Regions from separate parts of the Mus musculus genome. Here region 1 is linked to region 2. Evidence: chromatin contacts called from ENCODE Hi-C or POLR2A ChIA-PET data. All regions are on one chromosome and are shown on one strand. The core of a region is the stretch at or near the end of the contact, and the rest is flanking DNA. Distances in the headings are between cores, read along the strand shown.

Region 1 (6,555 bases), core at 2,440-4,939, 110 kb before region 2:
GGGGTTGGTAACTGTACATGGGATGGATCCCAAGGTGGGGCAGTCTCTGGATGGCCTTTCCTTCAGACTCTGCTCCAATTTTTTGGCCCTGCATTTCCTTTAGACAGGAACAATTCTGGGTTAAAATTTTTGAGATTGGTGGGTAGCCTTATCCCTCAAGTGAGGGCCATGCCTATCTAATAAAGTGGTCTCTTCAGGTCCTATCTCCCCGCTGTTGGACATTTTGGCTAATGTTATCCTCTTTGGGTCCTGGGAGCCTCCCACATCCCTGGTGTCTAGGACTTTCTAAAGATTTCCTCTGTTCTCCACCCCACACTCTGCATATTTCTATTCATTCTCCTGACCCTCTGGGCTTCTCTCCTGTCTCCTCCTATACCTGATCCTGCCCCCCTTCTTTCTCTCCTCCTCTCCTCTCCCACCCAGATCTCTCCCTCTTCCTTCCTCCCATGATTATTTTGTTCCCCCTTCTAAGTGAGATTGAAGCATCATTACTTGGGCCTTCCTTCTTGTTATGGTTCCTATGGTCTGTGAGTTATATCATGGGTATTCTGAACTTTTTAGCTAATATCCACTTATCAGTGAGTATATACTATGTATGTCCTTTTGGGTCTGGGTTACCTCACTCAGAGATATTTTCTAGTTCCATCCATTTACCTGCAAAATTCATGATGTCCTTGTTTTTAATAGCTGAGTAGTATTCCACTGTGTAAATGAACCACATTTTCTGTATCCATTTTCCATTGAGGGACATCTGGGTTGTTTCCAACTTCTGAGGATTATAAATAAGGCTGCTATAACATAGTGGAGCATGTGTCCTTGTGATATGGTGGAGCATCTTTTGGATATATGCTCAGGAGTGCTGGGTCTTCAGGTAGAACTATTTCCAATTTTCTGAGGAACTGCCAGAGTGATTTTCAGAGTGGTTCTACCAGTTTGCAATCAAAGGGCTCAAAGTGGCAAAATTCACTGAACACTTTTTCTCAAACAAAACACACACACACACACACACACACACACCAAATCCAGCACTCAGGAGGCAGAGGTAGATGGATCTCTGAGTTCAAGGCCAGCCTGGTCTACAGAATGAGTTCTAAGACATCCTTGGCTACCCAGAGAAATCTTGTCTCAAGAAATCGAGAGAGGGAGAGAGAGAGAGAGAGAGAGAGAGAGAGAGAGAGAGAGAGAGAGAGAGAGAGAGAGAGAGAGAGAGAGAGAGAAAGAGAGAGAGAGAGAGAGAGAGAAGGGAAAATATCAAAGACTATTGGGAGCCTGCTAGAGCCAGAGAGATCTGAGAACTTTACCTTCTAACTGGCACAGCCATGCCAGCAATTGCCAAAGCATTTTGCTTGTTTATTTTCTTTTGTTTAGGGAGCAACAACTGGACTCTCAGACTTTATTCCTGTATAGCATTTACATTTGAAAAAAAACCAATTGTAGATAATATAGATTTATGTCATTCTTGTCCGCACACGAGTTGGCAAGATTCAACTTAACATGATACTACTTAATTCCTGGATTGGCCCTAGGGTGCAGATAACTCACCCAGGTCTGAGTAATGCTGGTCCCTGCTCTCAGACACTCTGCTCTGTGCCACACTTTCCCACGGTCCACATCAAACCGACGTCACAGCTCTCACATCATGTGGCTCGGCTAACTAAGCCTTCTGTCATGAGGCAGAAGAATAACGGCAAGAATATAGAATTTGATTTCAGGCTATCATTTGAATCTTGAATTAATTAATCACTGTGCATGATTTTGGACATGTTAACTAGTTCCTCTGCAACTTTAATCTTTAATCTGTGAAATAATGTGTTCATGATGTCTGTAATGGTTAAAACATGTAAACGAAGTAGGATGAAACACATAAAGGTATTTCCCACAATGCCAATGAGATGCCAAAGCTTTTAAATTCAGACTCCATTTTAGAGAACCTGACCTAAGTGTGAACTCAGGTAAACTATCAGGCTGGTATCTAGCATTAGTTTCTAAGTTGCCCTCCAACAAAACCTGAGCTTAGCTCCAGTCTCTAGGCCCTCCAACAAGACCGGTGTCTCCAGGTTATTCCCCCAACAAACCTGCACCCCAGGTTACAAGCCCACCTTCTACCTAACGACCATCAATGCAGAAGGGAGCGGAAGTTAAGTTTATGACATGACGCCCAGCACCAGCCAATCATGTTAAAGGCCACAAGAGCTTCCAATTAGATGCTTGCTCAGGTACTTCCTGCTTGCTGCTTACTATAAAACCTTGCCTCATAGACATTCGGGGCTCCACCACCACCAAAACCGTCCTGCATGACAGCAGGCGGGGCACTGGGGTGGGTGGGGTGTGCGAGCTAGCTCGAATAGAATAAAGCCTCTGCTGTGAGTTGCATCAGATCCGCTCCTGTGTGTGTTTGGGGGATCACTAACATTTCCCTGGCTTGACACACAGTTGCTGCTTGTTCCCTCCCTGCCTGCCGCCCTGTGGAGAGTATTATCTGTGAGTGAAGGGGGAATATTTTGGAAATTTTATTTATCTCCCCAGTTAAGTATTTTCACTTGTAAGTGACCTTGTAAAGTACAACCAGAAATAGGAAAAAATAAAACAAATCTGCCTGTGGCCTTTTCCAGACCTAAAACGCAGACAAGGACAACTCTGGAAGCTCTTGTCCTTCTCCCCATGTCTGTCCCTTCTCAACCATTTCATCCCACCGTCTTCATCCAGGAGCTTTGAACCTCTCCCGACCCCTGCTATACCTTTGCCCATGTGGATCAGCTGATCCTCCAGAGCAGCGGGACAAACTGCTGTGGTTTCCCTGAACACTGCTGGCTCTGAGCAACCATAGTAAGGAGGGAGGTTTTTACCACTAAGCTCAGCAGAGTGAAACTGTGGCTTCATGGTTCACTCCGCGGCTTATGAAGAACTGTTTAGGACATTTTTTTCTGTCTCTTTATCATCTTTAACAGTGAGAAATGACAGCATTAGGAAGCATTCACTTTAAACTCTTGGACAGAAGTTCCTAGGTTTGCTTTGAGTTTTAATGTTATAGTTGGTAGTAGGTTATTTAATTTTGTCATCTTGAAGACTAACAGGTACTTTGGAGAAAGTTTATAATAAATAGCTTCTGAAGTTATTTGATGTTCTCTCTCTCTCTCTCTCTCTCTTTTTTTTAACTTTATTTGAGCACAGTGGATGTTTATGGTTTTGTGCTTTATGGGGCTGAGGCCAAAGGCCCTTACAGACAGTTTTTGAAGCAAATATTTGCCATCCACTTAGAGAACGACTCTATAAAATGTTCTTTATTGTAATTGAGATGCTCTACCAATCACAACACTGAATGTATATTATTGCATTTCTGATTCATTGAGAAAACACAAAATAATAAAAGTTTGGTTTATTCCTTCTCTACCACAATGTCAGGAATACCCATGGCAATTTATATTGTTCTTCACGAGCAAAGGAGATTATAAAATTAAGAAAAACATCCTAAATCCCATTTATTTGTGGTCATTATTAATCACTATACTTGAGCTGTTATACATAATTATAATGTATAATTATTCTAACTGCTGCATGAATATATTTTTGATTACTAGAGCGAATGCTGGCTTAATGCCAAGGACCTTGACATTCCATGGGCTGAAGGCCAAGGACACCAGCGGTTTGTTTTGTTCTGTTTTTCAAGACTTCCCCGGAGACTGCACTGAATAGATTCTACTGACCACAAATGAATGTTATATTTTTAACCTCCCTGGAAAGATATGAATATTTCTAGTAACAGGAGTCAAATTACAGACGAGCTCAAGGGCCCTGCTGCCCGTCCCATGATCCCTCGTTAGCTTCCCCTTAAACAAGCATTTGCATACGTGTGGGTATCAGAGCTCTTGGTAAAATTAACTTAGTAAACTAAAGATGTGGAGCAAAGCAGAAACATAGCTGCTAAGGGTCTCTGGAAAGACAAAAGGAAAGAAGGGCGTCACCCACCATGAGCTGGAAGGAAGGAGAAAGACCTGAGGCAGCATCACTCACTTCAAGCCTTGCAACACCATCAGACTAGAGTCTAGATATGTACTCTAAGTATTTCTGTTATAGGAAATATTAAACGAAATATGTACAACACTTAGATTTCTTATTCTGTAGCATTCTAATTATTCAGGTCTATATGCAAATTCTGTATTCATTTGATCCTTTAGCTTGTAAGCAGTCAGCAAAGGATACTGAACAAACCTGCTTAGTCATGGTGCTCAAATGCTGCAACCTTTGCATACATGTTCATGAAATGGCATTGAGATTGACTCCTGCCATAGTGCCCTGGTGGCATAGTCACTTGTTAGTTTATCTACAATTTGTTACTGAAGGGTTACTAGCTCCTGTGGCCCTGAGTGTAGTTATAGATGTTACCAGTGAAACATTTTCCTCCTTCTGTCTTCTCAAGGGAGAGAGCACAGCTAAGAGACACACACAGTCTAAGTGGAGTTTACTTAGCAATGCAAAGGGTATACACTCTGGAGAGAGAAAGCGCAGCAGGTACACCCAAAGGGGGCAGTCGGTAGCCCTCTGGTTCTTTGTGGTGGATTTTTAAGACGTTGTTGTGAATGTTCATGAGACGTGCAGAATATTTATGTAGGAAGGTGGTCCTTTTTCCTTCCCCACACTATGATGGACAGATCTCTCTCTACTAGGATATTTCTTCCCATGATTTTCTTAGAAAGGGAGGAGGTCAAGACCTCAATGTAAATATGGAAACTATATCATAATGAATTCCAGGTCTTTTGCTAGTGCATGTGTGTGCCAATTTCTGGGTTTCTAATACAATAGAAAGAATATAACTGGGCTGGAGAGATGGCTCGGTGGTTAAGAGAACCAACGGCTCTTCTGAAGGTCCTGAGTTCAAATCCTAGCAACCACATGGTGGCTCACAACCATCCGTAAAAAGATCTGCTGCCCTCTTCTGGGGTATCTGAAAACAGCTACAGTGTACCATATAATAAATAAATAAAGAAAATTTAAAAAAAAGAATATAACTGCAACATCAGAAATGCTTAACAGCCAAAGGGCTTTCAGAGGATGTAGAGACACAATTACCAACACACAAAATACAGCTACAGTTTTCTTAGTTCCCTCAAGCTTAATTTGCTGTGTAGATAGTCCAACATAAACCAAACAAGATTTTTAAGTAAGTTAAACATCAAACAAAAGTAAAACAGAAAGAAAATTGGTTCTACTCATCCTTATTCAAGCAACAAACTGAATAAAATAATGTATAAGAGATGGGTGGATAGCTCCATCCATACGTAAAGTGTCTTGCAGACACACGGACTTCAGTTCAAACCCTAGAATCCACAGTAAAAAACAAAACCAGGTGTAGTGGTACATGCTTGTAATCCAAGAGCTGGAGAAGCAGAGACAAATGGTTTCTGGTGTTTGATATTCAGTCAGCCTGGCCTTCTTAGAGTTTACATCCAATGAGACACTCAGTCTGAAAAACAAGGTCAATGGCCCCTGAGGAATGACACCTAAGGCTGTCATTTGGTCTCCACGCACACACATGAACATATGCTCACATGCACATACATATATACATAAATAACATATAAAGAAACACATAAACATAACACATAAAGAAAGTAAAATATGAATATGGATGAAATGTTAAGAAATGTATAGCCTATTTATTTTATTGCAATAATAGTATTATAGTTAGTCACTGTGTTAGAATGTTGAAATGAAGTGACAAGATAACCTGATAACTTAAGTGAGAAAGATGTGTTTTAATTTAGTAAGAGGTTTCAGAGGTTTCAGCCCATGTTGCTTCTAGATCTGTAGTGAGGTAGAATCTTAAAACAGAAGGAACATGAACTCCCCAGGACAGCCAGAAAGCAGAAAAGAGACAGACAGGAAGGGACCAGTAAAAGTACATATTTTAAAGACATACCGTTAAATAACATCCTATGTCCAACAAGGTTCTACCTAATTTCTATCACTTCCCATCAAATTGTGAATTTGCCGATAATGAAGTCAGACCCTCCATTAGCCAGTCATTTCCCAAAAGCCCACTTCCAAACTCTGCTGCAAGGGAAACAAGGTTTAAATGGCACTGGAGAAACACTTTAATACCCAGCTGTGATGGCTAGCTTTAGTTTTCAATTTGATATAATTCAGAAATCAGCTGGGAAGAGAGTCTCAGTGAGGGATTGTCTACACTGAGTTGGCCTGTGGGCATGTCTATGGGGGACTGTCTCAACAAAGTTAATTGATATGGAAACCTCAGCCCACTGTAGGGGGCACCTAGGCAAGGGGTTCTGAACTGCATATGCATGAGTGTTTTGCCTGTGTGTATGTATATACACCGAGTTCATGCCTAGTAACCTAGAAGGTCAGGGAGGGTGTTAGGATCTCTGATACTGAAGTTATGATTGGTTGTAAGCCACTATGTGGATGCTAGGAATTGAATCCAAGCCCTTCAGAGAAACAGCAAGTACTCTAAACAGATAAGCCATCACTTGTGGCCTTCTTTTGATCAGAGTATTTTATAACAATAAAGTAAATGAAACTAGGATGCCAACTATGACA
Region 2 (6,080 bases), core at 2,791-5,290:
AAAGTGACAGGATTTATCTGTCAAGTTCTTATGTATAGACAGCTTTATTGAGATGTAATTCATAAGCATACAGTTCACCCATTTAAACTGTACTAATGTAGTGGCTTTTAGTATGTCTATATGCGGGGCTGGTGAGATGGCTCAGTAGTTATGAGCACTGACTGCTCTTCCAAAGGTCCTGAGTTCAATTCCCAGCAACCACATGGTGGCTCATAACCATCCGTAACAAGACCTGACGCCCTCTTCTGGAGTGTCTGAAGACAACTACAGTGTACTTACATATAATAAATAAATCTTTTTTAAAAAGTATGTTTATATGCACTGTGTACAGTCATCATTGTATTTTTCAAGTGTTTTCATAACTCCTCCGAAAGAAGCCCTGTACTTACTGTAGTCACTCCTATTCCCATGTGCTAGCTTGCTACACTGCTACAAACTACTGCTTGCTTAATGGATTAAACCAACCAATATATTTTCACTGTTTAGGAGGCCAGATGTCTCAAATCTGGCTTTTGGAGGATTGGGCAAAACCGCCACACACCCCATTCCCACCCCTGCTGCTGGTTGCCAGTAGTCCTTGACATTTACTTCTTAGTTTATACCTAGAGCTGCACTGCAGTCTTACACCTTCATCTTCTCATGGTCATTTCTTTCTCTTGTGTAACTATTTTCACTTAGTTCTTTTGTAAATAGCATTTATTTGAACCATTCTTTTTTTTAACTTACATATGAATGAATATATACCATCTGTATGCCTGGTGCCCACAGAAGTCAGAAAATGGGGTCAGATCTCCCGAATCTGGTTGTGAACCACCACGTGGGTTCTAGAAACTGAACCCAGGTACTTAGAAGAACAGCTAGTGCCCTTAACCTTGGAGCCATCCCCCGCTGGCCTGGAGTTAAGATACCCACCCTCTGCTTTCTAAATGCTGTGACTAAAAGTATGCACCACCACATCAGAAGGATTCTAGTACTTTGTCTTAAACCACTTACATCTGCAAAGATCCTGTTTTCAAGTAGAAATGCATTCTGGAGTTCTGGATAGATAGGAATTTTGTGAGGAACACTATTTAACCCAGTACACTCTTACAAACTCCAGCCTTAGACAACCTCCACCTCTAGACTGTAAAATGATCTTTTATTCACTTGATGTAATTGTCATCTCAGGCTCACTGCCTCTGTCTGCTAACCTAGGTGAGGTCCTGGAAGCTTCCAGCCTCCATACAATCTTATCTAGGCCTAGAATGTTTTCATCTTTTGAGACTTACTGCTGAACAAGCTCACCCTTTCTAGCTCTTTCTATACTCTGGCTGGTTCAACTTAGCTGTTCTGGCTCAAACTGATTCAATCTGGCTTCTCAGTCTCTGACTGTTGTAAATATTTTTATGTAAGATGTTGAAATTTGCACTATTTTAAAATGTGGCTATTTGAGCTGGGCAGTGGTGGCACACGCCTTTAATCCCAGCACTTGGGAGGCAGAGGCAGGCGGATTTCTGAGTTCGAGGCCAGCCTGGTCTACAGAGTGAGTTCCAGGACAGCTTAGGGCTACACAGAGAAACCCTGTCTCGAAAAAACGAAAAAAAAAAATGTGGCTATTTGAAGCTGGAGAGGTGGCACTGTATCTTGCAGAAGGACCTGGGTGTGGTCCTTTGCATCCACTCGGAGGCTCACGATCATCTACAACTCTAGTTTAGGGGGATTCAGTGCCCTCTTTCTAGCTACCTCAAGTACCAGGCACACAATGAAGCACATGCATACATGCAGGAAAACATGAGAAAAATTGTTAACATAGCTAAATTTTCTGATGACAAAATACTCATTTATTACACTGTAATCACACTGATAGAGCAGTTACCCCTGTAGAATAGGCAGCACTGTTAAAATATTTTGACTATATTAGCTGTTCTTTTTAGGCTGCTGATTAACTAGAACACATAACATTTTATAAAGCTTTCTATAAAGTTCCTTTACTCCTAATAACCTGTATCATGTTCCTAATAAGAACACGTCTTCCCCCAAACCAGAACTATCATTCACAATTCTAAAGGATAATGGGTAAAAGTAAACTATTCAAAGTATATTACTTCATATACAAATTGCTTTGTATTCAAATTTCTTTGTATATAAAGTACATTTCATTACTTTTTCAAAAAGTTCCTTTCCTATAATGTACTCTGCTTTCATTTCAGTAGATACTGGGTTTGTCAGTGTTCTGTCCTTTGAAGTGCTTTATTTTGATGATACATGGGTTTTACTTTTGAGAATCACAATTTGAGTATGAATGTTTAGTAGACAAAACTTGTTCCATATTATAACAGTAACTGTGGCTCTGTGGTCTAGTTTTTAAAACTTGTCATTATAGTGTCATGAAAATGTTTGAGTCATGAGGCATTTTAATACACCAATATCAAAATGTGCCATTTAATAAAGTTATTCAACTAAATCTATATTCTTTTTTGACTGTTTGCATTAGGTAAAATCCAATTTACTCCATCCAATATGGCACCAAACCAGTTCTCATTAAACTTCAGTAAACTGGTATTATGAAAGAGCATTTTGTGGGTTGCAGCATTAAATCCTGATTGATCCTTTTGAACCCCTTAATTTTTCCTCCAAAGATTTTTAAGGTTTCACTCTGATATTACCAGTTTTACTCCTTTTAAACATAACTCAATTTGTTGTGGGCGGGTGTGAAGATTCAAAATAGTGGCAGTTCTCACTTTGGTAAGCTGAGGCAGGAGGATGACTGAGACCATGCTAGATTACACCTACATATAGAGCTATCTAGATTGTGTTTCCTATTACTATGACAAACCCTGGTAAAAGCAACCTCAGAAGCATGTGTTGATTCTGGCTCACAGATTAAGGTACAGTCTAGCACAGCTTGGACGGGATTTCAACAGGAGCATGAGACAGCTGGGCACATTGTATTTGCAGTCTAGCAACAGCAATGGATGTTCAACTTGAATTTGCCTTTTTATTCAGTGTGTGCCCACTCCTTTGAGAATGCAGTCCTCATTAAGGGTACATCTTTCCAGTTCAACCTTTGTGAAAGCATCTTCACAGACATGCTCAAAGGTGTGTATCTATGGGGATCTAAGTCTGACCCTCCAAGTCCAGAGATTTGTGTCTATGGTGATTCTAAAAGTAATCAAGTTGACAGTATTTACCATCACAAGTGTTAGGATTACTAGTTAGAGTTTTGCTTTTGATCTCTCCATCCTCTAGCATAACCAAAATATAAAATGAGACTCAAGGTATACTTTGAGTCTGAGGAGTCTCTAAGCTGCCTTCAACTCTTAGTTTATCCCCATTCTCCAATTTTAATTTCCAAGAGCAATTTCATTTCATTGTTATATAATGTACTTGTTTTATACTGATACAGGGTCCTGCATGAGAACTGTAAAGATAATAAATGAAACGTAGTGGGTGTACGGTTTTGATCTTAGCACTAAGGTAGGTGGATTTCTGTGGGTTCGAGGCCAGCTAGTAAGACCGTATCTCAACAAAACAAACAAAACAAACAAAAAACAGTAAATTGGATACTTTCAGAAAACCTTTATCTGAAACTGCTCCTGAGGAAAATCGGGCTGCTTCTGTGTCGGTTTTACTCTTTGTCATTTTTCCTGATGAAATTTCAAAAGGCAACATTTACGTGAAATTTTAAGACATTACCGACTAAGAAACTAATAGATGCTTTTCGCCTGCATTGAGTCCTGTTTCCTGGTTACAGCTGGCTTTCTGTAAATAATCTCTCTTGATAAACAGATTTTTTTTCGTTGTTAAGCCCATTTTTACCTCCCCCCCCCCCAAGTAAATGTAAAGAACGAATGAGTCTCGCAGACTGTATACAGCCAACTAGAGGGTTGCTGGTTGTCTGCTATATCTGGTATTCTCTAGATTCGGGTCCGGGTTCAGGTCCGGGTCCGGGTCCGGGTCAGGGATCCAACGACCGCGTCCCATTTCAGCATACCCGAGCGCTGACAGCTCTGCTCTTCTTAAATCCCATTGGCTAAAGCCCACGCGGCTCACGGCACACTGGTCACAGAGCCTCTGGGCGCGGGGCGATGACGTCACACTAGCCGGGCCTCGGTTGCTGGAGCCTGGGCCCTCGCCGGCGACCGCGAGCAGGGTCGAGCTGGGACGGCGCTACCATGACCATATGCCAGTTTTTCCTTCAAGGCCGGTGCCGCTTCGGAGACCGCTGCTGGAACGAGCATCCCGGCGCCCGGGGTGCGGGCGGGGCTCGGCAGCCGCCACCGCAGCAGCAGCCACCCTCAGGTGACGGTCTGGGAGCCTTGAGCCAGGGCCACTTGCTGCGGACGCACACCTCCACCCCGGGCCCCTGCCCTGGCATGCGACGTCTCACCCCCAGTAGTTTGACAAGTCGTTTCTGATCGTCACACGTGGACAGGCGTTTGGACTTGGGTGCTCCTGTCAAACACTGCGTTTTTAAATTAGAGATATCTTCATCAAAACCTCCTTTTTGGTGAATGGCAGTGGTAGGGAGAATTCACGTGGGTTCATTCAGACCCCTTTCTCTACTCTTTCCCCTTCCTTGTCCGTGATCACAAGCTCTTAAAATCTGGGCTTTAGTTAGTAGCTTCCGACACTGGGTCAAGAACCTTACAAGTTTTGTGGAAAGGGTATTCAGGGGTTAGACATTAAACCAGCACAAAACAAGGTTTTAGAAGTCAGATAAATACGTTTTGTTCTCTTAATTTTGGAACCTAGTTTTTTGTTTGTTTTGGTTTTTAGGTTTTCAGAGATCGGCTTTCTCTGTGTAACAGCCCTAGCTGTCCTGAAAAACTCTTTGTAGACCAGGCTGGCCTTGAACTCACAGAGATCCACCTGCCTCTGCCTCCTGAGTGCTGAAATTAAAGTCATGTGCTACCACTGCCCAGTGGAACCTAGTTCGTGACGTTGTCAGTGGGTGCTTCTCTTTCCCCTTCTCTTTAAGGCTCCTCCAGCCCCTGTGTTCATGCTGGTTTCATATTTCCAGTCTTTTCGTGGAGGAGACAGATTGTATCATCTACAATGCTTCTAGTGAAAGACTCCAAATTAGGAGTCAGGTTCCGATAGATACTGGTATACTCCCAGGGACTGCTGAGAGGAATGTTTGCCATTTGGTCTCTGGAAACCTACTTTAAATGTAGTAATTTGCAAGTAAATGTTCAGTAGATAGATAATTAGGGGAAAAATACAAATAAAACTTTAGAATGAAAAGAAAGAAAAAGAATGCTTTGTAATTTTAAGGCCCACATTTGGGCCTTAAATACCTCTCTCTTTCCCTCTGCTCTGCTCCATCTTACGTAGCTTCCTGTTCCTCCTCCTGTGAGAGCTGGGCATATCCTATTCTGTCAAATTTTTCTCTGATTTGTCACTTTGTCTGGCACTCAATTAGATACCACTTTCAAACATAGCTGCTTCCTTCTACAGACTAACTTTACTTTCGATGTCTGAGATTAAAGCTGTGTACTAAAGGCATGTCTATTTCAGCCAGAGGAGTACTCTATCAGTCTGTTTTTAGTATATATTAAGTGATATATTTTCTAAATCCTAAGATAAATTACCTTTATCCTAGCATAAACTAGGAAGTGATAAGATTAAAAACAGTATCAAAACCTGAAACAAGTCCTATTGGCTTATTATTATTATTTTATGAGTTGTTAGAAATCTACGCTATACTTTACCTATTAGTAAGCTCTGCGATCTCTATATGAAGGATAGGTTGTGGGCATTGTGTCCACAAAGTAAAGACAGAGGCAAACACTTTTTAAATACCTATTTAAGGACAGAAAGTAAAATTTAACCCTTTTTATTATCCAGTTTATTCATTGTTCTCTTTCATTCATTGTCTCTATGGCCCAGTGCAGAAGCATACACACACATCCAATGATAGGTCAAATGAGGGCCTTGACCGAGCTGGGCTCACCGCAAAGCTTTTAGAGATGTTTAGAGTATTTTTTATTTATTCCCTCATGGTCAATTTAATAGGCTTAACACTGAACTCACCGATATGTCTTTATATTTCTATGATCACATTGATCTCACTTTGTTGTTGCTTTTTGTCAGCTTGG

Evidence for each region. A loop is a pair of places that touch in the nucleus more often than their neighbours do. ChIA-PET counts read pairs that join two places held with the same protein, here RNA polymerase II (POLR2A).
Region 1: a map of mouse embryonic stem cell shows a loop between it and region 2 (2.2-fold over the local background). The contact joins the enhancer-like site here to the promoter of Nupl2 in region 2. A Hi-C loop is called at or near these places in 1 of 37 maps with a recorded cell type or tissue (mouse embryonic stem cell). POLR2A ChIA-PET finds 5 or more read pairs at or near these places in 1 of 5 experiments (embryonic stem cell).

Annotation. Positions count from the first base shown.
Region 1 is chr5:24,049,707-24,056,261 of GRCm38, forward strand. No RefSeq gene overlaps it. Among named protein-coding and RNA genes, the nearest start is that of Fam126a, 22 kb to the left of the region's middle. Within about 2 kb of position 3,690, at least 1 of the 3 ENCODE cell types and tissues checked has a DNase peak (open chromatin) inside an H3K27ac peak, as active enhancers do.
Region 2 is chr5:24,160,923-24,167,002 of GRCm38, forward strand. It overlaps Nupl2 (nucleoporin like 2), which reads left to right and starts at 4,041. Exons shown (of 7, transcript NM_153092.4): 1 at 4,041-4,281. The coding sequence starts at 4,155. It overlaps Klhl7 (kelch-like 7), which reads left to right. Exons shown (of 11, transcript NM_026448.3): 11 at 1-309.